Regions from separate parts of the Homo sapiens genome. Here regions 1 and 2 are each linked to region 3. Evidence: chromatin loops called from intact Hi-C (ENCODE). Cell type or tissue: dorsolateral prefrontal cortex. All regions are shown on one strand.

Region 1 (8,000 bases), 150 kb before region 3:
GTCATCATTGGCTCATGCCTGCACTAGTGGAATATTCTTTTAATTGGTTTGTCTTCCTGCAGTCTCTTCTTTTGGCTGAACAACCTAAAAACCCTAATTTGATAGACATACTTTCTTGTTCAAAAATCTAAAATACTATTTATTGCTTTCCTTAATTAATCACAGCTGATTTTTTGGTCCGTGTAAAAAAAACTTGAGTGGTTTTATTGGTTGCAGGGGTTCCTAGTGGGAACCCTAACGTATCCTATTTAACTATGACTCTACTGGGTCTGGTAGTGGACATATAATTGATAAGACTAGATAGTGTGGACCACCCCCCCTGCTGAGAGCAATTACAAAAATCAGACCACAGGACTAACAAAGTGAATTATAGGGCCAGGATCTAAGAGAAGAAGGAAACTCAGATAGAGGAACCTAACATTTGAGCCATTTATCTACTGGGGTCACCTATTTATTCTGGAAAAGGAGGCTAATGAGCTGAGAAATTTAATAGAGCTTTGACAACACTTGTGGGGGTTGGGTAATAAATTGGAGTATAAGGCTCATTAAATCTGAAGTACCACATCCCAGGACTAGCAAGAATAAAAAAATAAAGACTAGCCTTCTCATTTGCTAAAGCCTGATTCCTGATTGGATTAAGATGGTCTTGATTCGGCCAGGTGTGGTGGCTCATGCCTGTAATCCCAGCACTTTGGGAGGACAAGGAGGGCAGATCACAAGGTCAGGAGTTAAAGACCAGCCTGGCCAAGATGGTGAAACCCTGTCTCTACTACAAATACAAAAAAATTACCTGGGTGTGGTGGTGGGCGCCTATAATCTCAGCTGCTCAGGAGGCTGAGACAGAGAATTGCTTGAACCCGGGAGGCGGAAGTTGCAGTGGTGCCACTGTACTCCAGCCTGAGCGACAGAGCGAGATTCCGTCTCCCAAAAAGAAAAAAAAATGGTGGTCTTGATTTGCTAGAGCCTCGATTAAGCTTACTAGTAACAAAAGTAAATTCTGGAGAGATACCATTATCCTAGGCATCAGATTGTTTCCATAGTTTTTCATAAGCAGTATCTGGCACTTAATCAGAAATAACTAGTCATAGTAGGAAATGAGGCATCAAACCAGGCAAAATTGTGAAGTACATTTTTAGGCAAGAATTGGGAGAATTCATCACCAGTAGTTTCTTACACAAATAAAAGTGTTTTTCAGATAGAAAGAAAATGTTTCCAGATGAAAACTTGAAGATATGTAGGAATGAAGAAGGGAAAATATGCAAGTGTGGATCAATAATAATGATAATGTCTTCTAGGATATAAGAATATATATATATAATCAAAACTCGTGACAATAATGTGTAAGTTTGAAGGGAGGAGTGAAGGTTTGAAATGTTCTGAAGCCTTGCATTGTCCAGGAAATGGTAAAGCACTACTTTATTTTCAACTATAATGTGACAAGGATACAGTCTGTAGTAAAAAAACATAGTTAACAAGACATAGAGGGGAAAAAATGGAATAATTTTAAAATAAAGAAATCAAGAAAGGATTTTTTAAAAGTACAGAGAACAGATGAGATAAATAGAAAATAGGATAACTTCAGCATGTCTATTATTATGTGAAATGTTAAAGACTAAGCACTACATTAAAAAAAGGAAGACAATTTCAGATTGGTACTGTTCCTTGTGGATCAGGGCTACCCCATGGGCACTGTGTCTAGAGTAGCAGCTCAGAGGCAGTTCTGCACTCATACCTACTTTTAATTATATGCAAATTAAGGGCAGTATGCAGAAATTTCTAGAACGAGGGAGAGGGTGGTAACTTCTGGGTTGTTGGGTTGTTGCCATGGAAAGGGGCAGTAACTTCTGGGTGTTGCCATGGCAATGGTCAACTGACATGGCACACTGGTGGGCATGTCTTATGGGGAGGTGCTTCTGCCCTGACCTGTTTTTAGCTAGTCCTCCGTTTGGTCCTGATGTCCAAGCCCCACCTTTGGAGTAGATTTCTTCCTCCTATTACTAAGTTGAGAACTTTCACCTTTTCATTTAAAGGAATCATTTACAGCTTCTCTTTGGCATATCTGAATTGCCAACATCATCTCTCTTGCTCTTTGGAGCCATTATTAAGTAAAGTAAGGGTTGTTTGAACATTTGCTATGATAATCGTGACAGTTGAACTGATAACCGAGATGGCTAAGTGTCTGACAGATGGATAGTGTCAACAGTGTGCATATGCTGGACAAAGTGCTGGACAAAGTGCTGACAGATATCTCAGGCAGGATGGAGCTGGATGGTGTTATGGTTTCGTCACGTTACTCAGAAAGGCATGCAGTTTAAAATTTAAGAATTGTGGCTGGGTGCGGTGGCTCACACCTGTAATCCCAGCACTTTGGGAGGCTGAGGCGGGCAAGATCACCTGAGGTCGGGAGATCGAGACCAGCCTGACCAACATGGAGAAACCCCATCTCTACTAAAAAAAAAATACAAAATTAGCCGGGCATGGTGGCACATGCCTGTAGTCCCAGCTACTTAGGAGGCTGAGGCAGGAGAATCACTTGAACCTGGGAGGCGGAGGTTGCAGTGAGCCGAGATCGCACCATTGCACTCTAGCCTGGGTGACAAGAGCGAAACTCCGTCTCAAGAAAAAAAAAAAAAAAAAGTTTGTTTCTGGAGTTTTCTGTTTAATATTTTCAGACTGTGGTAACTTAAATCTCAGAAAGGGAAACTGGATAAGGTGGGGGACTACTATCATGGATAGATGGATATAAAATCTTTTAAAACTGTCTTAAATGACACTTCCTCATTTCATTTTTTCTATGTGTATTTCTGAATCCAGAATCCATTGAAACAATTGTGAGGCATTTTCTCCCCAAGTAATGTTGATACATTTATTGTATATGCTAATGTGTTATCTAAAAGAGAGTATATTTTCACCAAATAAAAATATTCTGACATTTTGATGTAGTAGTTTTATAGTCAGTGACCCATTAACAGTTCTTTTGTCAGTGCTTTGGAACTCACACTGTACGTTAGCCCCAGTAAACAGTGTTGACACAGAGATTTGGTTCCTAGGTCAGGACAGTAACATTCAAGTGGGAAGATTAGCGCCGATATTACTAACCTGCATTCAGGGTCCTGTTGAGGAGAGACCACAGAGACAAAGGTGCTGGGAAATGTTGCAATTTTTATCTCAAATAAGGCTGAATTTACAGTAGTTTTAAGTATTTCACTTTTAATTAAAAGGAAGTTAACTGATTACATTTAAACCATTTTAATAAAATTAGAGTGATGTTGATGTCTAACTGTATCTTGGTTTTAAGCAAAATAAGTAAGTTGACTGTCAAATTAATAATGGAAATTAATAGAAACTAAACCATAATCAGCCAACAGTACTTAACTTTGATTCACTATTTATAAACTCCAATTTGCATATAAAATCTTTACTGCCAGATTGCCAATAAACTGAGCTAGTCCCTTGGTAGTTAAAATCAGAGCAAGGATTGCGTTGCTATTTATTTTTTGTCCAGTGGGTGGCAGCATAACTCAACTGGTTATCTTGTGTACGGTCATTTGAAATTTTTTATGTGTTTTAAAGGTTTTAATTTCTAAATCTCTTGTACTACAAAGTGTATTCTAAGAAAACTTTCCTCCAAATACTCTGTTTATTTCTTGCTAAAGTGAATAAGATTTTAGATAATAAGAAAATTGCTTGATATCCTTTCTTCATAGGTTTCAAATAAAATAAATATTGCAACTGGTAAATAGCCCTTTACATGTGTGTTCTACTGAAAATGTTTCTAAGTTATGTGGAGATCTATTTTTTTCCTCTCTACTAGAACTTAAAGCAGTTGTCATGGCAAACCCAGGAATTTGCCAGGGAGACACCCTAACCCTCGATCATTCAATAGGCTCTCATTCAGACCATGATTCTAATAAGTTTACTATCTTCCTTTGAAAGAAAGGATTTTGTTTGTATTTTCATGTGCCTTCATAGGACTTAACATAATACCAGGCCCAAAAATAGAGATCCAGTAAAAAGTACTTGGTATAAGTTGATTACAAAAACATATGCTGGCTTTACCACTGACATTACCAGAGGCATGTGTTTGTTCCAGGTAAAACATCATCCAGAACTTGGAAAATGAGCAGGAGAGTAAAATCACATAAATAATAGCTGTTTGCATTTGTACAGAGTACATTTGCATGGTGTACAGAGTACAATTATGAATTGTATTCTTTTTAAGATATACTTTCTTTGAGACCAAACTGTGTAATTTAAGTTAGAAAAGAAAAGGAAAAAGGTTTCCTTTCCAAAATAATAGCAAATAGGTGTAAGTAGTGTAAGTAAGTTACTGTTTGCTAAGTGTTACATAGAGATAAAGTATGTGGGGAAGTGAGAAGTCAGCCTAGGGTATCTGGCTTCTTTGGATATTTCTCCATTTAGTAATCCTTGAACCTTTTATAGCACCTAGCCAGTTACTTTAAAAGCTAGTATTAGATTACAGATTATTTCATGTAGATAAGCTAAATGAACCCAGGAACACAGAAGCCAGGTTTAATTCAGTTTATTAAGTCCAAATAGTATTTGGAAAATTAAGGAAGTCTTATTTTAGAAATAAATCAAGAAAAAAATTTCATATAATAATAGCTTAAGAAGTAAAAGATCTAAGTGAAAAGAGAAATATCTTCTATCTAAGACTCAATTGACTTTATTGTAGTTTTCAATTGAAAACCATGCTTACAGTTTATATGAGAAGTGTCTAATATGTATATTATAGCTCTTAAATAGCTCCTGAAGATCAGTTACCTTCTATATCACTATTTTTTGGATATTATTCTAATATGGAAATAATATCTGCATAGCAAGAATGAGAATGGAATGTCAGATATGTTTGTCTATTTGGAAAGAAATTCCTTTTTTTTTTTTTGAGACGGAATTTAGCTCTTGTTGCCCAGGCTGGAGTGCAATGGTGCCATCTCGGCTCACCGCAACCTCCGCCTCCAGGATTCAAGCGATTCTCCTGCCTTGGCCCCCTGAGTAGCTGGGATTACAGGCATGTGCCACCACACCCGGCTAATTTTATATTTTTAGTAGAGACGGGATTTCTCCACGTTGGTCAGGCTGGTCTTGAACTCCTGACCTCAGGTAATCTGCCCGCCTTGGCTTCCCAAAGTGCTGGGATTACAGGTGTGAGCCACCGCATCCGGCCAAGAAATTCCATTTTTATGAAGCGTCTTTGTCAGCTTCCAGTGTGTAATGGGTGTTGCTTCTAGGGCCATGACACATCTGTCCATGGCAGTATGGTATTGCTCTGGAACATCATGGAATAAGCTAGACTGAAAGCTTATTACCCATTAGTAGTTTTTGCTATAGTCAGTCATCTAAAGGCAGATTTTTAGAAAAAGAAATGACCAATTTGATTGAGAAAATAGTATTAAGGATCCTTGAGATGGCATCCAGGTGCATTTGTATGGGATACAAAAATGCCAACGTTGTACTTATTATAGGAATAAATGTTAAAGGACTTGGAATAAACTATTTGAGAATTTTTAACATTTCCATTTGACTCTTTTAAAAATAGTTTCCATTTTTCTGCTGAAATTCTCCCATCTTTTTGTGCATGTTATCTGCCTTTTCTACTAGGTCATTGCATATATTAATCATAGTTATTTAAAGTGTCTGTGATAGCTACTTCATGTGGGACATCTCTGTGCATGTTGAATGTTTAATTGTTGACATAATTCTTGACAGTGGGCTGTGTTTTTGTTTTTTTGGTCTTAGTTTTTTATTGAATGTTGGACATTGTATATAAAAAGAACAGTTTAGCTTAAAAAGAACAGTTTCTGCTTAGAAATGGGCATGCCTTGGCCGGGCGCGGTGGCTCACGCCTGTAATCCCAGCACTTTGGGAGGCCGAGGCAGGTGGATCACGAAGTCAGGAGGTCGAGACCATCCTGGCTAACACGGTGAAAACCCGTCTCTACTAAAAATACAAAAAATTAGCCGGGCGTGGTGGCGGGCGCCTATAGGCCCAGGTACTTGGGGCTGAGGCAGGAGAAAGTCGTGAACCCGGGAGGTGGAGCTTGCAGTGAGCCGAGATTGCGCCACTGCACTCCAGCCTGGGCAACAGAGCGAGACTCCCTCTCAAAGAAATAAGAATAATAAATAAAATAAAAGTAAATATCTTCACGGGCCGTGAGGTGTTTGTCTAGCTCCTGTGCTTAACTCTGCTGGTGCAGGTGAAAGCAGCCACACAGATTACATAAACAATGGGCATTGCTGTGTTTCAAAACAACTGTACTTAATCAAAACAGGGTGTAGACAAGATTTGGCCCACAGCCTCTAGTTTGTTGATCTCTGGTTTGGTGTGCAGGTGAGTTCCCTCCCCGACTCTCCCCTTCCCTGTCCTGCCCCCCACACACCCTGTGGCAACCAAATTTTACCTTGTATCTTTGGGGAACCTTGGGAGTAAGCAAGTTTCCTGTGCTTCCATCAGCAGCAGTATATTTTTGCTTCATAACAGTGTGGAAACCTGGGCATGAGTGGATTTTCTACCATCCTGAAAATGGTTGCTGACCTTTGCTTGTCAGGAGGGCTGGAGGATCACCTGCCTGTCTTCCAGTGGTAGACAGTTTTTGCCTAAGGTCAAAGAAGGGTCACCAGGTTGCAGGGTTTCTTACCCCTTCCTTTCAGCAAATGGCTTTTGCTTTGAATCTGGGTAGGTTCTAGGGCACAGGCAGTTTTTGTTCATGTCTTCCATTGGCAGTTAATCACCACCTTTTTTTGTCATGGAGGACCCCATGATGTGTTCATCGGCTTCTTTAGGTATTCCTGCTTCATCCTCAGGTCTTACTAAGCCCGGCACATCTTGCTATGGAGGATGGCCTCTCAGATTTCTTTCACTGCCCCCAGTCCTTCTCTTGATGACCCAGTGGAAACCCATGGAAAAGAGTTGGAGAGGAGGTGCTGGTGCTGACTGCCCTTGTGTTGAAGCCTCCCAGGGATTCTACACTGTTAGTTCACACTTGGCCTTTAATGATTCATTACAATTTCTGTTGTTTGCTTATCTGCTTTTATGACTACCATCACCAACAGAGAAATAGTCCATGTGTCCTTTATTTTTTTTTAGAGGAGCTTGTCACTCTGAAATTCTTCTCACCTAGTTGAACATTGCAGATGTAAGTTAAAGAAACCTTAGGTGTCTGATGAGCTCGAAAAATTATGATTATTTTGGTTAACCAGCTTTTTCTTACCATAAGAGTGGGAGTGATGTTCTTTCACAGCTTTCTGCATTCTAAGCTGAGGGGGAACTTGAGTTATATTTTGATAACTTTATACTCCCTGAATTTGATACTAGTCAAGAAGCCATTAACTTTTAAGAGGAAAAATTCACCTATGTTAATGTTAAAATGTTAGTGCATCATATTTTTACTGATTTCAGTGCAGTTTGCAGCTAAATTGTCCTGCAGTAAATGCCTGTGTTACATGGGTGATTACTGCTCAGTTTTCTCTTGAATCCTGCAGACTTCCTTCCTGTAGAGCTCCTCTCATTTCTTGGAAGAGGCTTAAGGTGTAGGGTTCCTAAATGCTTAACAGGTGGGCCAGCTGTTTACAGACTTCCCTGAAGTTCTCACTAAAAATACACACCTCTGGAAAGTTTCTGAATCAAGACTTTGGAGTGTGGCAAAGGAATCTGCGTCATTACCAGTCCCTTCAGGTGATTCGGAGAGAAGCATTCTTTGAGGTCCACTGGCGTATGGAAATGTACCATTGTTCCTGAACCTAGTCTCTCTTAAGCAGGGAGTGCAGTGTAGCTTATGTTTAAGAATAAGATAGTGCGCTGGGCTCGTTGGCTCACGTCTGTAATCCCAGCACTTTGGGAGGCCGAGGCGGGTGGATCATGAAGTCAGGAGATCGAGACCACCCTGGCTAACACGGTGAAACCGTGTCTCTAGTAAAAATACAAAAAATTAGGCAGGCGTGGTGGCGGGTGCCTGTAGTCCCAGTTACTCAGGAGGCTGA
Region 2 (8,000 bases), 1.1 Mb after region 3:
GGTGATACATGGAAAACGAATTTCGGAGCAAACCAACTTCCCAGGCAGGGACCCTGGATCCTCTAACACCCAGCAATGAAATGGTACAGCATTTTCAGGCTCTCTCTTCAGAACTGGGAAATTTTTTACAATGACCATTTATCATTGGTGGGGGTAGGGAAGGATATTTGAATTAGTTTTTTTTTTTACTGAAAAAATTAATTCACGTTCAAAATGAAAAAAAAAAAGCAGGAATACATACTCCTGGTAAAATGGGAATATTACAAGGGGCTAGAGAATGAAAAGTCAAGCTCTCTCGCACCGCTGTCCCCGGCTCCCCTTCCCAGTCACCCATTACCAGTAACTTTTGTGCCATCCCAAACACAGGTCACACATCCATGCTCCACGTTGGCCTATATTGTACACTATTCTGCACTTTGCTTTTTTCACTTCAGAGTACATCTCGGAGATTGTTCTCTATCAGCATAGATTTTATTCATATTGTATTTTTTAACTATAACATTGATTGGGGAAAAAAAGATGCCTCTATTCTGGACAAGCCAAAGTACTGGGAACCAGGTCTCTCCCTGTAAAATATAATAATGATACCCTGGTCTGATGCTGAGTCTCCTGTTTATTGCCTCATTTATTCCTCAGAAAACCCGGAGAAGGAGTTACCACCCCACTCATAGAGGAGGACACCAATGCAGAGAGAGGTTGGGTCACTCACCAAAGCCACACAGGATGTGGCAGAGCTGGAATGTGAACAAAGGCAGGCTGAATGCAGAGCTCTTGCCATCAACCTCTGCCTTCCAGAAAAAATAAAAAGGATGGAACTGCCTGGGAGCTGGGAGTGACGGGAGAGTTAGAGGGGCCTCTGCCACCCCCAGACCCACTGGAGAGCCCAGAGCCCTGTGTCTGAGCTACCCCACCTGCATTTGTCACTCTCCATGAGCCCCAGTGACCACTGCTGTCAGGAGAACCCAAGCAGACGCTGGCTCCCATCTCCCAGCCCAGGCCCCTGAGGGTGAAGCATGGTTTGAGCCTTTTCATGTTTCTCTGAGCACTGCCCATGCACAATTGCCCCCCTTACACCTGCTTATTATCAAATATAAGTCGCGGTCGCGGAGGTGGGGCACTCCTGTAATGAGGGTGTTTCCACTGAGGCCACAGAGTTGAGCTGGGTGCGGCAAGGTGAGGCTCTAAGCTGGCAAGCAAAGACAACATTCCACAGTGACCAGAGCCCTGAGCCCCAGGTTGCCACAATACCAAGCCCATCCTGAGGGAGGATGCGATCTCTCCACCTCCCCCATCGCCCCATATCCTCTGCATTCCTCTCTCTCACCGTATCTCAGTCTGCTGTGCAGTTGTTAAGAACACTTCCACCACATCAAGGACAAAATGGACGTGAATATTTGCAGAGAATGGGAAAGACCTGTCTGTGGTGTTGGAGGAAACCTATCCGGGAAGGGAAGGTTTTCAAAGGCAGCCCAGAGGCCTGCTGATGACAGGGGAGTACTGGGGACTTATTAGGCCAAGAAGAAGGCCATCTCTGTTCCGTTAGGGTCCCAAATGATGACCCTCTACAGACAAGGTGTAGATACAAAGATCCTCCTAAAGCACAGAGCTACGTGCTCAAAATGCTACGGAGGCCGAAAACAGTCCTGTCCCACAGGGCAGCCCCTTGCCACGTGGCCAATCCAAATTGAGATGTGCTGTAAGTGCAAAACACACACCCCATCTTGAAAACTTCATGTGAAAATGAAACAAAGTATCCCATGAACAACTGGATATTGACTAGATGTTGAAATGATGGTATTTGGAAGCTATTGCATTCAATGAAACAATTTATGAAAATTAATCATGGCGTGTGCTTTGGTTCGCCCTTTACCTTTTTTTTTTTTTTTTTTTTTTGATGTGGCTATTAGAAAATTTAAAATTACGTATGTGGCTACCATTACATTTGCATGGGACAGCACTGGCTTAGAATCTAGCCTTTCATGAATATATACCACTACCTCCATTTTACCAATGAACAAACCAGCTTGACCAAAGTCACCAGCTAATAACCACAGAAACCAGAATTCACATTATGAGAGGCCAGTGATTCCAGCTGAACAGTCTGCTAGTTGATAAAACTCCTAAAATAAGAGAGGTGGTGTTATTTTCACAAGCTCTTATGCAAAAGTGTTCAGTGCCAGCAAGGACTGAAGCAAATGAGGAATCTGAGGAAAGCAAACTAAAAGCCTGTGACTGGCCGGGCATGGTGGCTCACACCTGTAATCCCAGCGCTTTGGGAGGTCGAGGTGAGAAGATCACTTGAGCTCAGGAGTTCGAGACCAGCCTGGGCAACAGAGCAAGACAACACGGTGATGCACATGCCTATAGTTCCAGCTACTGGGGGTGGGGAGTGCTGAGGAGGGAGGATTGCTTGAGTCCAGGGGTTCGAGGCTGCAGTGAGCTATGGTCGTATCACTGCACTCCAGCCTGGGCAACAGAGAGAGACCCTGTCTCTAAATAAACAAAGAAATAAATAATAAAAGCCTGTGCTTGACCTCCTGACATTGGTTGGGAATGTTAAAGGCGCACTGGGTTGCTCTTTCTGAACAGGGACTGGGCAGGCTTCTGTGTAAACTTGGCCAGTCCCTTCCCCTCTCTGGGCCTCAGCTCCCCCATCTGTCAACACGGAGCGGTGGACTAGATGTTCTCTGAGGTCTATCAGGTCACCAGGGCACAACTCACAGATTCCTCCCCTCCAGGGGTGAGGGTGAGCTTCGGAGCACCGAACTGGGTCCTTGGGCTAGTGACAACCTCTCTTGTGTCATCTGTGAGTTGGGGATGAGAAGAGGGTGAACTTCAGAACTCTGCACTGAGAATGAATGAGATAGTGCAGGTAAACGTATCCAGCACATGCCTGGTACACAGGAAGCACTCAATAAATGCTAGCTCTTGTAGTCACTGTGGTAGTTACTAGGTTGATCAGCTGGCATGGATTGTTCTGGGCCTGTAGACTCAGATTCTCAAGCAATTTCTGCCTCAGAGCCTCCTGCTAAACGGACACACTTAAACGCTGAATTTGATGGAAGGCAGGTTCACCTTGCACTTGGCTTTTAAAGGGCTCCTTACCACTGCAACTCAATTCCATGACTGGATGGATAACAGAAGCACCCGGGAGGAGGGCAGCTTGGCAGGAGCCCACAGGAAGATTCAAGGTTTCATAACAAAGCATCTTCTGGTGTGTCAAGAGTAAGACTAGGCCGGGCGTGGTGGCTCACGCCTGTAATCCCAACACTTTGGGAGGCCAAGGCGGGTGGATCACCTGAGGTCAGCAGTTCAAGACCAGCCTGGCCAACATGGTGAAACCCCCTCTCTACTAAAAATACAAAAAATTAGCTGAGTGTGGTGGCAGGCGCCTATAATCCCAGCTACTCAGGAGGCTGAGGCAGGAGAATCGCTTGAACCCGGGAGGCAGAGGTTGCAGTGAGCCAACATCAGACCACTGCACTCCAGCCTGGGCAGCAAGAGCAAAACTCAAAAAAGTCTCAAAAAAAAAAAAAGTAAGACTAGAAACGTCCACGACCCCAGCGGTGTGTTAGGGGCTCACCTTTTTCCCTGAGTAGTTGTCCAATGTCACTTTTCCATCTGCAGGAGTGACGCCAATCCGTGGCCACAGGCTTTCTTCTGCCCCTTTTCCCCACCGTGGGAGGACTCTGACCTTTCTTCTCAACAGCTGTTTACATTTTTTTACCCCTGAATTGTGGGTAAACAGTCTCCCGTATTAGATAAAGGCTTTATCAGCTCACCGGCTCATCCCCTCCACACAACCTCCAGTGCAAGTCTGCGTCAGGAGTAAGCCAAACGCGATGAGTCTCCAAGCTCCTTATCTTGCACTTAATTGGAAGAACCTTGAGTTCAAAGTGTAGGCGCCCAGCTGTCTCTGGCGTGCGTCGGCTGCCACCTGCTGGAAAATCCTGGTATGGCGTGGTCTCCTCGGCCGACAGGCTCGCTCGCTGGGGGAAGAGGTTCATTCACTCAGCCAAGAGATATTTCTGGAGCAGGAAATATGTGTCAGCCAGAGTCCTAGGCACTTGGAATGATTTAGTGAACAAAACAGAGACCCGTATACCTGATTTTCTGGAGCTTATCATTTTTCAGAGGGTGACAGGCAATAGACAATATCACAAATACATGATACCATATGTTAGGAAGTGACCAATATGTGGGAAGTTTTTTTTTTTTAGTAGAACATGTAAGGGGGGGTTGAAGTGCTCGATGGGGAAAGGTGAGTTGTAAAGAGTTTTCAGGGTCAGCCTCATTGAGAAGGCTGAAGCTTTTTGAACAAAAGCTTGAAGGAAATGAGGGAAATTTCCATGGAGGAAGAGTGAGGCTGGCTGGGAGTGCAAAGGCCCTGGGGTAGGAATGCGCTCATGTCATTCAGAGAATACCAAGGAGGCCTGCGGTGCTGGGGGGAGAGGGCCACGAGGAAAGGTCATGGTACTGATCAGAAAGAGGGGAGGCCAGAAGGTGCAGGGTCTCATGGGCCACGTTTAAGGGCCATGACTATATTAGTCACCTTTGTCTGCCATAACAAAATACCAGGTATTGCTGTAACATTTAGTTCCTCCATAAGAGAAAACCTGGTGGGTGTGGTGGCTCACACCTGTAATCCCCTTTGGGAAGCCAAGGCAGTGGATCACTTGAGCTCAGGAGTTCGAGACCAGCCTGGCCAACATGGCAAAACCCCATCTCTATCAACAAAAAAAAAAAAGAAGAAGAAGAAGAAAGAAACATGACAAAATAATATAACTTCCGTTGGCTTTTTTTAGACATATAATTTCATTTACTAGATACATGAACCAATCCTAAAATATGTGTGTTGCCCCTGTATTACAGATAGGTAAACTGAGGTTCAGAGAGTTATTGTATCGCATGGGAAACTGGTAATTGAAACTAAGTCTGTCTAAGTGTGAAGTCTTAGCTCATTTTGTTAAGTCACCCCTACCTCCCTAGGTATGTGTATTCATCTCTGGATTTGATTTGCTAATATTGTGTTGAGGATTTTTGCATCTAAGTTCATGAGAGACACTGGTCTGTGATTTTCTTTTCTTGTGCAATCTTTATCTGGCTTTGGAATCAAGGTTAAACTAGCTTCATAAAATGAATTGGGAAGTATTCCCTTCTCTTCTAGTTTCTGAATAACATGGTGTAAAATTCGTGTTTTTTTTTTAAGAATTCTCCAGAAAAACCATCTCTGAAGCTTTTTAAATTACAAAGTCCATTTCTTTCATAGTTTTTGAGCTATTCAGATTGTCTGTTTCATCTGGGTTGGGTTTTGATAGGTTGCAGTATTTACAGAATTGGTCCGTTTCTTTTAAGTTGTTGAATTTATGAGCGTAAAGTTGTTCAAAGCATCTGCTCATCATATTTTTAGCAACTGCAGGATTTGTAGTGATATCCTCTGTCTCAACTCTGAGATTGTGGTAATATGTCTTCTCTCTTTTTATTTTTGTCAGTCTTGCTAGAGATGTATAAATTTTATTGGTTTTTTTTGAAGAACAATCTTTTTGTTTTATTGATTTTTCTCTATTATCTTCCTATTTTCAATCTATTTCTGCTCTTATTTTTATTTCCTTTCTTCTGCTTGCTTTGGGCATAATTTTCTTCTTATTTTTCTAGTTTTATGAAGTGAGAACTTTGATTATTGATTTCAGATGTTTCCTCTTCTAATGTTAGCATTTAGTATTATAAATTTTCCTCTCAGCACTGCTTTAGCTGCACCTTAGAGTTCTATGTGTTTTTAATTCCCTTTGAGACTCCTTCTTTGACCCATGAATTATTTAGAAGTATGCTGTTTAACTTCCAAGTGTTTGAAGATTTTCCCGTGGTCTTTCTGCCCTCTGAATTTTAGTAACTGTCTCTGATATTATTTCATCTCCATGAGAACAGGACTTTATTTATTCTATCGCTACATCACTGATGACGGGAACAGAACAATAGTATGCTCTCAATAAATAAGGATGAACGCATGATTGAAATAGTTTAAAAATCAAGACCCGGAAAACTGAAGCTTAAAAAGGAAGAGAAGGACATCAGAAAGTTGATGGTGATTATCAGTGGGTGGGAAAATATGGTTACCTTTTATTTTCTTCTTTTTATTTCATACTTTCCAAATTCTCTGCAATGAGCATGTCCTAGTTTTACCATCAGGAAAATGAATTATAATAGTGGAAGTTGCCATTGCTGATCATTTTCACCCTCTCCCTGGCAGGTCATATCAGAATGTGAGTTGCTAAAAAAACTGAAGATGACAGGACTTCAAAAGGGCCCTTAAGAAGGTCCCAGAGCTGAATTGACCCAGACCCCTCAGAAGACAGGGAAGGACCCTGCTAGCCACCCAACTTTTATAGGCTTGTAAGATTACTGCGACAATAACTTTCTCATTGAGACCATGCACATTTTCAGTCACAGGGTCATTTTCATGTTTCTCTTCTAGGCACACAAAAGTGCTTAGAGATCTCATGAATTAGTGTTTATCCCAGGATATCTGGTTTGGCATTGTAAATAAAACAACCACCTGCCTAAGTCCAGCCATCAAAATTACTTTGACAATTTACTCTGAGGAAGCAGTATTAGCATTTGCTTTCAGGGTTCATGATGTGCAAAAGATTACTTAAAAATAGGAGGGAACAGAGAAGAGATATCGTAGTTTTTTGATCTTGTTTTTTAAAAAAATATTGCCATCTCTTACATCTTTTGTCACAGTCTCTTCATGATTTTTCAAGGCAATTTCTTTGGGAAGCCAAGTGGCTGAGGCAATTTGATGATAACTCAGCCAACCTGCATCACTACCTAAACAGTTTTTAGGTATGGACAATTTCTGAAGATGAGTGAACATGCTTTTCTGCTTTTGAAAATAATCCTGAAAACTTGGTTTCAATTTTTTTCAACAAAGTGATTGCCCAGATCTGAAAATGTTTTTTTCACCCTTTTCTACTTTTGAGGTGAGGTGATTTCCTGTAAGGTCCAGGGATTTGGGAGGGGCTCAGGATAGGGCAATTTTATAACCTGATGCCTGGGGGTAGTACACAGTGCCATGCATGGGGATGTCCCACAAAAGGCAGGGAAGCAGGTGTGGCAGCGGCTATGTCCTCTTTGGAGCTGAGCCACAGAGGGCATCAGGATCAATGAGCAGATCTTTATCAATCTGTCTGAGTCTTAAAGAATAGCCAAGGACATGAGAATCTGGAAAACCATAACATAATTGAATTGGGGGAGAATTCGACTCTCCCCCAATGAAGAATCCACATCCCAGGCACAATTCATGTCAAACAACATAGGCTATGCTAAAACCAGCAAGACATGGGGTCTTGTAGTATAAACTAGTCTGTGTCTTACAAATCATTTGATTTCTATAATTCCTGGGTACTTGATTTGCTCATGTTTTTTCTGTTGCTGAGTTGACTGATTTGAACTACTATGTCAAAAGGCATAGATTTGTTTATTCGTTTAATTTTTATTGACACCCACTGTTCCATTTAATTCAAAATTATTCATTCCTCCATGGCTCCCTGGTAGAGACCAACCTCAGCCACTTTGGGAGACTGTTCACCAAATGTTTCTAGTTCTCTGCTTTCTGAGTGTGTGAGGCTTTTCCTTCCCTGACTGTGAAAGTTAGGCATGGCCACAAGCCCACTTTGGCCCATCAAATGTGTACAGAAGGGACACATTGGGCCAGTGAGTAATTCACTTCATACTCTCTCTTCTGTTGTACTGGGGATGTGTGTGTTGAGACGAAGCCATCATGGGTCCCAAACTATGACACCACTCCATGCTGACCCTTAATGGACAGGTAATGTGAACAAAAGAAAACATTTATTGTACAACGCTGCTGAGATCGGGTGCTTGTTACTTGCAACGTCACATGGCCTCTCCTCACTGATGAGCAAGCACACACACATGCACTTGTCCACATGTTTTGCATACACATTGTGCTGCTTGGGAAGGAGGCACTCTCTCTTTGC
Region 3 (8,000 bases):
TTGACTAGAGACAGCAGGCCTTTTGGGGTGGCTTTTGGGCTCATGCCTGATGGTATTTTTGTGCTGCCAGGCTTTTCAGCTCCAAGTCTGGGATATACGAGGCAAAAAGACAACCCAGGGAACTCTCCACTGTGTTGTACCCCGGATTCTGCGGTCCTTGTCTGGTCTGTCTCATTTCCACCCTTCAGAGTCTTCTTATCTTTTCTTTTGTGTAATATCCAGGATTTTTATTTATGCTTGGCAGAAGCAATAGGGAAAAGCAAATCTATTTTCTTCCTGGAAGCAGGAGTTCCAAGATAATGTCTTTAAATGCATAAAATACTATGCACAGGTTTACAAAGGAAATCAATTATACTAAAACATATATATCCCAAGTGTGGACTTTTTAATATTTTAATATATGTGTTTCTTGATTACTATAGTAAATACGCTATCTAGTGGCAGGTTGAATGGTCACTGTAATATTGAAATAATGATTTGCATAAATGGTATTCTGAGAATTTGCCACAGTTGCAGGATAATGTCAAATGATCTGTGATTCCCACTGGTGACAGAGTCACTGGTTTCTCTCATACAACTCTGCTTTTTTGTCCACATTTATAATGGAAGGAAATGACAGATTTTAGTTATAGATGAGTGAAAAATAAAAGTCAATTGTTTTCTGATCCCAGTTCACAGACCCACTGAATTCTTAACCCTGGCTCACAGCCCCTGCTTTTAAGGATAAAATTGGATATATTGTTAACCTCGAGCCCAGAGCAACAACAGCAAACCTTATAGGCAGAGATTTCTGGCAGACTTAAAAAAAAAATCATTTGAGACCAAAAGCCCACAATGATCAATAAATAAGATGATCAGGCAAGGATAGCCAAGAGCACAGCTGGATCTGATTAGGGGATGACAGGAAGCCAAGTTTCTGAGCCAAACACGGGATTCCTGCTGCCCAGGACCATGGACACTGAGTCAGTCAAGTGGGCAAACCCTGTGAGACCCTGGCCTCTGCTGATCACCCAGGAAAGATGCATCTGAGAAGAGGGTGGGTCTTTGGCAATTCAACTGGGCAGAGTTTAGAAACAAGAAGCCTCCCCACCCCTCCTAAAACCAGCCAATTACTCACTCTGCGCCTGTTCCTGCTGCACAAAAGTGATTTTCCTCTGAGGACACTGTGTTCTGAATTCCAACGTTCAGGGCCTGACTCCCAAACAATGGCTATCTGGGCAGCCTCAGATTGGTTTGGCAAATGCACCATGTGTTCATAAAAGGCAGGACTGCATGGTGAAGCCCTTGGAGGACCAGAAAAGCTACATCTGCAGGAAAACGAAATAAGCACCCCAATTTACAAGTTACCAATTTGATCCTATTTGTCTAGGGCTGGCCTGATGCAATTTGAGGGGTGGTTAGAAGTTTCTTTTGCCTCATTCCTTGCTTTTCTATCCTTTTCATTAAAGTAAGAAATAACTGCGCCTCACATTTTAATGAAAAGGAGTGGCGGGAACAACCAGAGGTTTCTAAAGGAAACCTGAAATAATAGTGCAGTTGCTAAGGAACAGGCTGGACAAGTTAATTTTGTTGGCATAACATCTCCTCGTTATTTAATCTCGTAGTGTATTCATTTTATCCATCTGCCACCATGCTACTGAAGCCAGGAAGAGCTGCTACTTGCAATGCCAAGGCTGAGGACAGACCTGTCCAAACCCCTTATACATTTCAGCTGTCAGAGTGAGGTCCCGAGCTTTGATTTCACTGCTGGAGAGACCACCCCCTTCTATTTTGGGAAGAAAGCTGCTGAGGGGCCCACCACTCTGTTCTGCCAGACAAACCTCTTGTTTACCCCAAAAGTGGCTCTGTATCCCTGCTGAACACTAGTCAGCTGGTGTGCTTTTCAAAAAGACCAATGTCTGGTCCCCAGCCCCAAGGATTCTCATTTAATTGCTCTGGAAATGGGGTCAGGCATGATTTTTATAAAGCTTTCCTAAGCGATTCTAATGGGCTGCTCAGGCTGAGAACCACTGATTTATAGAATTGCTACCTTTCCACTCCTGTGTCTCATTTTGAAATGAGCCAGAGCCTCTCAGAATTATTATTCTTTTGGTCATTTTCTTATCACTTTCTCCCTATTGCATAGAAAATTATAAGTATGATAATGAGTTTTTAGTGAGAGCCTGAAGCCAGGGTATGATCTTTTGGAATCCAACAGCCTTGTAAAGCAGGCATTTTAAAATTATCCCAACCTTACAGACAAGGAAACCAAAGCGTGGAGAGGTTGAGTGCCCAGCTGGCTGGTAAGTGGCACATCCAGGATTTGGACACACGTTCCAACTCCAAAGTTCAACTACTCATGCCAGTGACTTCTGTCCCCATGGAGAACCAGCTGGAGAACTTGTGGGTAGAAGCTGTGACCTCACCCTGATGGGGAAGGGGGAGGCACTGGTTCATTACTGCTATTTGGGGTAGACGGTCAGGTTTTCCATTAGGCCTCTCTTGACAAAGGGCTGCAGATGCAAGCTCAGCTTCCACCCATGGTTAGGACCAGCTGGGGTAGAAGGCCTGAACTGGTGGATCAGATGACTCAGCCTGGGCAGTTATGTTTCATCAGCTTGGACGCTGGGTGCCGGCTCTGAGAAGCCTTATGTGGACTCTTCCTCTCAGCCTCCTGGATTCAAATCCAGCCTCCTTCTTACCAGCAAGTGACCTTGGCCGAGTGTCTTAGCTTCTTTCAAATCTGGTTTCCCCACCTGTTGAGGAGGAGGACAAATGCACCTGCTGCGTAGGAATGTCATGAGGGTTACATGAGGTAACACATATAAGCACTTAAAATAGGGGCTAGCACACATTACTCATGGAAGATTAGTTACCCTGGTCAGCCTTATTACCACAGAGCTAGAACTTGGAGGCTGCCTTACTCCTCTAGCCTCCTAAGGCCCAGAGACTCCCGGTGCCTGGCACGATGTCTGGATTCCAGATGCTGGACAGCTCTGAGGCGGTCTCTGGGCTTCCTCAAGCTGGCGCCTGGACTCCCTCCTTCAAAAGCAAGCAGCTGTCTCCAAAGGCCAAGCCACTACCTCTACCTTTGGTTTATAAAAACCACTTCACAAGGACCTCTTTTCACATGTATTAGCAGGAGATTTTTTAGTGCAGGGAGAGAAACGCATCTCAAACTGGCTTTAAGCTGAAAGAGAATTATTGACTGATGCTGGCTGATGCAACTAAGAAGCTGGGCTGGCTTCAGGGTCCAGGGGCTCAAATGAGGTCCCCAGGCTTTCGTCTCCCCGTCTTCAGTGCTGTTTTCCTTTCCTCTGTGCTATCCTCACCCATGGGCAGCTCAGGCATACAGCTTTATAATCAGCAAGTCCCGCTGTGGAGGAATTTCTTTTTCTTTTTCTTTTTTTTTTTTTGAGATGGAGTCTCACTCTGTCACCCAGGCTGGAGTGCAGTTGCGCGATCTCAGCTCACTGCAACCTCCGCCTCCTGGGTTCAAGTGATTCTCCTGCCTCAGCCTCTTACAATTTCTTGATCTCAATAATTCCAAGAAAGTCAGGCAATGGCCTCGGATCAGAGCCATGTGTTCAAGGCCAGTAAGGCAGCAGTATCTAGTCTGGCCCATGTGTTGACTGAGAACAGAGAAGCAGCAACTCAAATCACCACATTTCACAGCCATCTGAAAAGTTCATAGCCGGGTGCCCAGACAACTCCAGAAGTCCATCTTACGGCCTGTTTACACAGACCAGAGTCTGGTTTGAAGGACAATTAGATTGTGGTGGGTAGTGGGGAGCTGCCTAGGAACACTTGCTTCCCCTCCAGATATTAAAAAGGAAAACCGAAACAAACCCCCAAATCCTCGTGGAGTGAGACGATCACTTTCAGCTCGCAAAGTGTAGGCCCCAAACTATGTGAGCCTTGATCACCACCTTGTGGCAAAGAGTGGAATTTTTCTAGGATGGACTTTTAACTTTTCACTTTTTTTTTTTTTTTTTTTTCTCTGAGACGGAGTTTTGCTCTTTCACCCAGGCTGGAGTGAAGTGGCACGATCTCGGCTCACTGCAACCTCCACCTCCCAGGTTCAAGCAATTCTTCTGCCTCAGCCTCCCTAGTAGCTGGGATTATAGGCACCCACCACCATGCCAGGCTAATTTTTGTATTTTTAGTAGAGATGGGTTTTTACCATGTTGGCCAGGCTGGTCTTGAACTCCTGACCTCGGGTGATCCACCTGCCTCGGCCTCCCAAAATGCTAGGATTACAGGTGTGAGCCACCGTGCCCGGCCTGGACTTTTTCCCGGGAAAATGCTTCAGCTGTGGGAAGGAAGGAACAAAGGGAGGGAGGGAGAGAGAGAGGACTCATTAGATGCCGTTGCACGGCCTGTCCTATGGAGAACCATTTAGTCTCCTCAACTGTGGCAAGAACGTAACCAGAATAACTCATGAATTAGATAGTAGACTAGCACTGGGCCTAGCGGGACTCCATGCCGGGGACACAGAAGTCACACATTACCCACCATGTGGAGAACCTGCTAGGCCGCAGATGCAAGCTCAGCTTCCACCTGTGGTGAGAACCAGCTCCAGTCCTTGTAGGAGTGGAAAGCCCAGATAATACAATGTGACCTGGCAAGCACTGTTTCAGAATATGAGAAGTGTCCCATGGGGGCCCTGGAGAGGGAGGCACTGTCTCTTCCCACAGACCCTGCAGGCCAGCTCAGAGCAGGCACGCCATAAATGCTTGACGAAGGAATGTCGGTGGTTTCTCCTAGATTCCCCATTTTCCATTCTGTTTCTTCCGACGGACATATTCCCAGGGCTAAAATTAATCTCTGACACATTTCCAACTTTCTTGACATAGGTATTTCCTCTGTCACTGCTGGCCTACAGTTTGTCTTCCTATCCAGGATTTTAGGACCAATACTTCCCCTAGCCAATGACAAAGATTCTTTGCTTGGCCAAACTTCAGTCAGCCTCCTGCACCTTCTCTTAGGCCCACCTCTGTGCACTTCTTGTAAAATCCAGCTTTAGCAAGAGTCCTGCTAAGTCAGGTTAGCTAGACCCCTCCACTCCCAGCTGTCATTCTCCATTTCTGATCACTCTCGATATCTGGTCGGGTTCCTCATCTTTTACCACTGCCCTGGGGAGGTCTGATCTTCCTGGCCTGTCTTCAGCAAGAATCCCCTTGGCCCCTAATGTTTCCTCTTAGCCATTTCCACCCGCTGACCCCCACGCTGCTCCTTTGCTCCAACACTCCACCTGCCCTTGCAAGTGGGAGTTGAGCCCGGTTCTCTATTCTCCCTATTGCAATAGTCCTGAGTAAAATCGGTTTTTACCCCTTAACTGATGTCCAGCTCAGGTTTTTGACTCCAGCGCTTGTCCCATCAATGAAGAACTCATTGTCTATACAGTGCCTGACTGCACACTCTAGACTCAGAAGGCACAGCTTCAAATAGGACCCTCCACCCTGAGCCTGTGTTCATGGAACTGAAGTCGTTTTCACCACATCATCTTACACACACGAGCCAGGAGAGCAGACTGGCCAGCAGAGCCAGGTTCCCTGGAGCCCTGCAAAGCCCACAAACACCCGAGCTGTGGGGTGGCTTTGCAGCTTCTCTACCAGCCACCCCACCACAGGGCAGGACTCAGGCATGCTGAGGGCCCAGACTTGGTTGTGACCTCATCATCTCTGCCAGCATCTTGGTCTCCTTCAGCTGGCGGAGACCTGACCAGATTAAGGGGACCCCAGGCCCTAGCCTTCTCCCTGGAGTGTGTGGAAACATGCCTGCTCTCACCCACGATCGCCTTGTGCCACTCCCATTTGGGCGTTAGAGTCTCTCAGTGTCTCACTTTGTCAGCTGTTTCATTTGTACAAAATACAACAGGGAACAGCCTGGGTCATAGTAGAGGAATCATTAATTATGTAAACAACTCCATATTTGGGAGCCAGTGCCAGACGCTAAGCCCTGGGGATAGAGCAGTGAACTGAACCTGGGAGGTGGAGGTTGCAGTGATCTGAGATCACACCATTGCACTCCAGCCTGAGTGACAGAGTGAGACTCTGTCTCAAAAAAAAAAAAAAAAGGATCTACTGGGGCCAGGCATAGTGGTTTATACCTATAATCCCAGCACTTTTGGAGGCCAAGGCAGGAGGATTATTTGAGCCCAAGAGTGTAAGACCTGCCTGGACAACATGGTGAGATCCAATCTCTACAAAAAAAAAATTGCCAGGTATGGTGGTGCACCTGTGGTCCCAGGAACTTGGGTGGCTGAGGGGGGAGGATTGCTTTAGCCTGGGAGGTTGAGGCTGCAGTGGGCAGTGGTCACACCACTGCACTCCAGCCTGAGCAGCAGGGTGAGACCCTGTCTCGAAAATAAAATAAAAATAAAATAAAAAAGATCACTTGGACAATTGACATGGGGGCAAGAGAGAAAGTGGGAGGGGAGGGGAAGAGTTAGGGGGCTTCTGCCAGGTCCCATTGGACAAAGGTGAAGGCTGGGACTGGGGTAGGTGCCACACTGAGGGGGCAAACTTGGGATGTGTTTTGTGGGAGCGCTGCCAGGACTAGTCAATGGATTGGATGTGGGGCATGGGGAGGGAAAGGGAACACAAACATGATGTCCCCTGTGGTTTTGGTCTGGGTAGCTGGTTGATGGTGGTGTAGTGACTTAGATGGAAAAGCTGGAGGAATAGCAGGTCCAGTGTGAAAATCAAGGGTTCTGGTTTGGCCATGTTGGATCAGAGAAGCCACCCACAGAAGGTTTAAGGTACCGCGTGGCACCTGCAGAATGTCCAGGATGGGAGGATGCCTCCAGCTGCATCTCAGGCCCTGGCTCTGGGGGGGCACCCCCGCCCCCTTCTTGGAGTATGCTCTTTAGTGTGAGGAGAGTGGCCCCTAGTGAGTAGGGATCGGTAACCTCACCCACCTTCCACCCCTTTCATGAGGCTAGGCCACCGCATCTGGGCAGGAAACAGCAGAGCCACGTTCACCTGAAGGCAGTGACCACCTGGGATGGGTTAAAATGCGGAGGCTGCAATCGGGGCCCTGAATGTGCGTATTGAACTTGGGCCCTTGATATCTGTCATCAGGCAGGTTGGGTCCCACGCTCTGCAGATGTCTGTGATCCGAGGGTGTTGAATGGCCACGGCCCTGAGTGTCCCCATGAAGACTCCTTCCCCCACACACCTCAGTTGACTCACTGAGGGCCAAGGTGACAGAGTCCTTAAGACCACGATTTTGAAGTCAGATACCCAGGATTGCCTCAGCTGCCTCCATTCCCAGCTGCCTGACTGGGAGGAGTTGCGGAACCTTTCTTGGGGATCCCTTTCCCCCTTTGAGGAAGGTCTTAGCTGCCAAATGGCCACATTCTGAGGCTTTGGTGGACTCCTGTAGGGGAAGGACATGGTGGCCCTTACTGGTTGAAGGTAAAGCCCCTGACTCCTGGAAGCTTCCAGGAGACTCTGGAAGCTACCCTCACTTTCCGTAGGAGGAAGACCCTGCCTGCCCAGGGCTGCAGCCACTCTCCTTGTCATTTGACTAAATGCACCGCTTCCCGTCCCTCCACCAGATGTCAGGCCAAAGCTGTGGAATGGAAATGATGCCTGGGCTCTGCCAGGCGGCAGCAGCTGCAGCCTGGAATGCGAACCTCCCACAGATGCCCCATTAGGAGAGTTGGGGAGGGGGCACTGAGGGTAGGGAGGGGATGTGCAGGGGTCCTGGCATCCACACCGGGGCTGGATTCTTAGATCTCTGGGTCGAGGCTACTCTTCCAAAGTCAGAAAGGGAAGTGAATGGTGGGGTGCTAGGGCCCCTCTCCTGGCCGTAAGAGCTCAGAACACATGACCAGCAGAGACAAACAAATTCTCAGGCCCTACCAGATCTTTTTAAAAAATGTTTTTGGTAGTGGGAGGCATTAGGATTTATTTGAAACCTGTCTTTTTCTATTGATTGAATTATAGGTGACAATAGCCACGTTTCATACACTCCCTTTTCCCTCTTTGGGGGACTCTTGGAGAAACAGCCTC

What was found. A loop is a pair of places that touch in the nucleus more often than their neighbours do. Peaks named below come from ENCODE experiments on the same cell type or tissue, not always from the same donor. Only the 100,000 strongest peaks of a DNase experiment are listed, where the experiment ranks them.
Region 1: a loop joins it to region 3, with 23 times the contacts of the local background. A loop is called at or near these places in 103 of 110 quality-filtered maps.
Region 2: a loop joins it to region 3, with 2.9 times the contacts of the local background. A loop is called at or near these places in 5 of 110 quality-filtered maps.

Annotation. Positions count from the first base shown.
Region 1 is chr10:118,716,718-118,724,717 of GRCh38, reverse strand. All of the region lies in intron 3 of CACUL1 (CDK2 associated cullin domain 1), which reads left to right. Among named protein-coding and RNA genes, the nearest start is that of CACUL1, 34 kb to the left of the region's middle. In dorsolateral prefrontal cortex, CTCF peaks have their summits at 3,307 and 3,514 (motif pointing right); a DNase peak (open chromatin) is centred at 3,507.
Region 2 is chr10:117,492,651-117,500,650 of GRCh38, reverse strand. It overlaps EMX2OS. Among named protein-coding and RNA genes, the nearest start is that of EMX2, 46 kb to the left of the region's middle. In dorsolateral prefrontal cortex, CTCF peaks have their summits at 3,735 and 3,934 (motif pointing left); a DNase peak (open chromatin) is centred at 3,940.
Region 3 is chr10:118,564,382-118,572,381 of GRCh38, reverse strand. No RefSeq gene overlaps it. Among named protein-coding and RNA genes, the nearest start is that of PRLHR, 27 kb to the left of the region's middle. In dorsolateral prefrontal cortex, CTCF peaks have their summits at 3,901 (motif pointing left) and 7,533 (motif pointing right); DNase peaks (open chromatin) are centred at 1,181, 3,866 and 7,571; H3K27ac peaks cover 2,672 bases; H3K27me3 peaks cover 937 bases.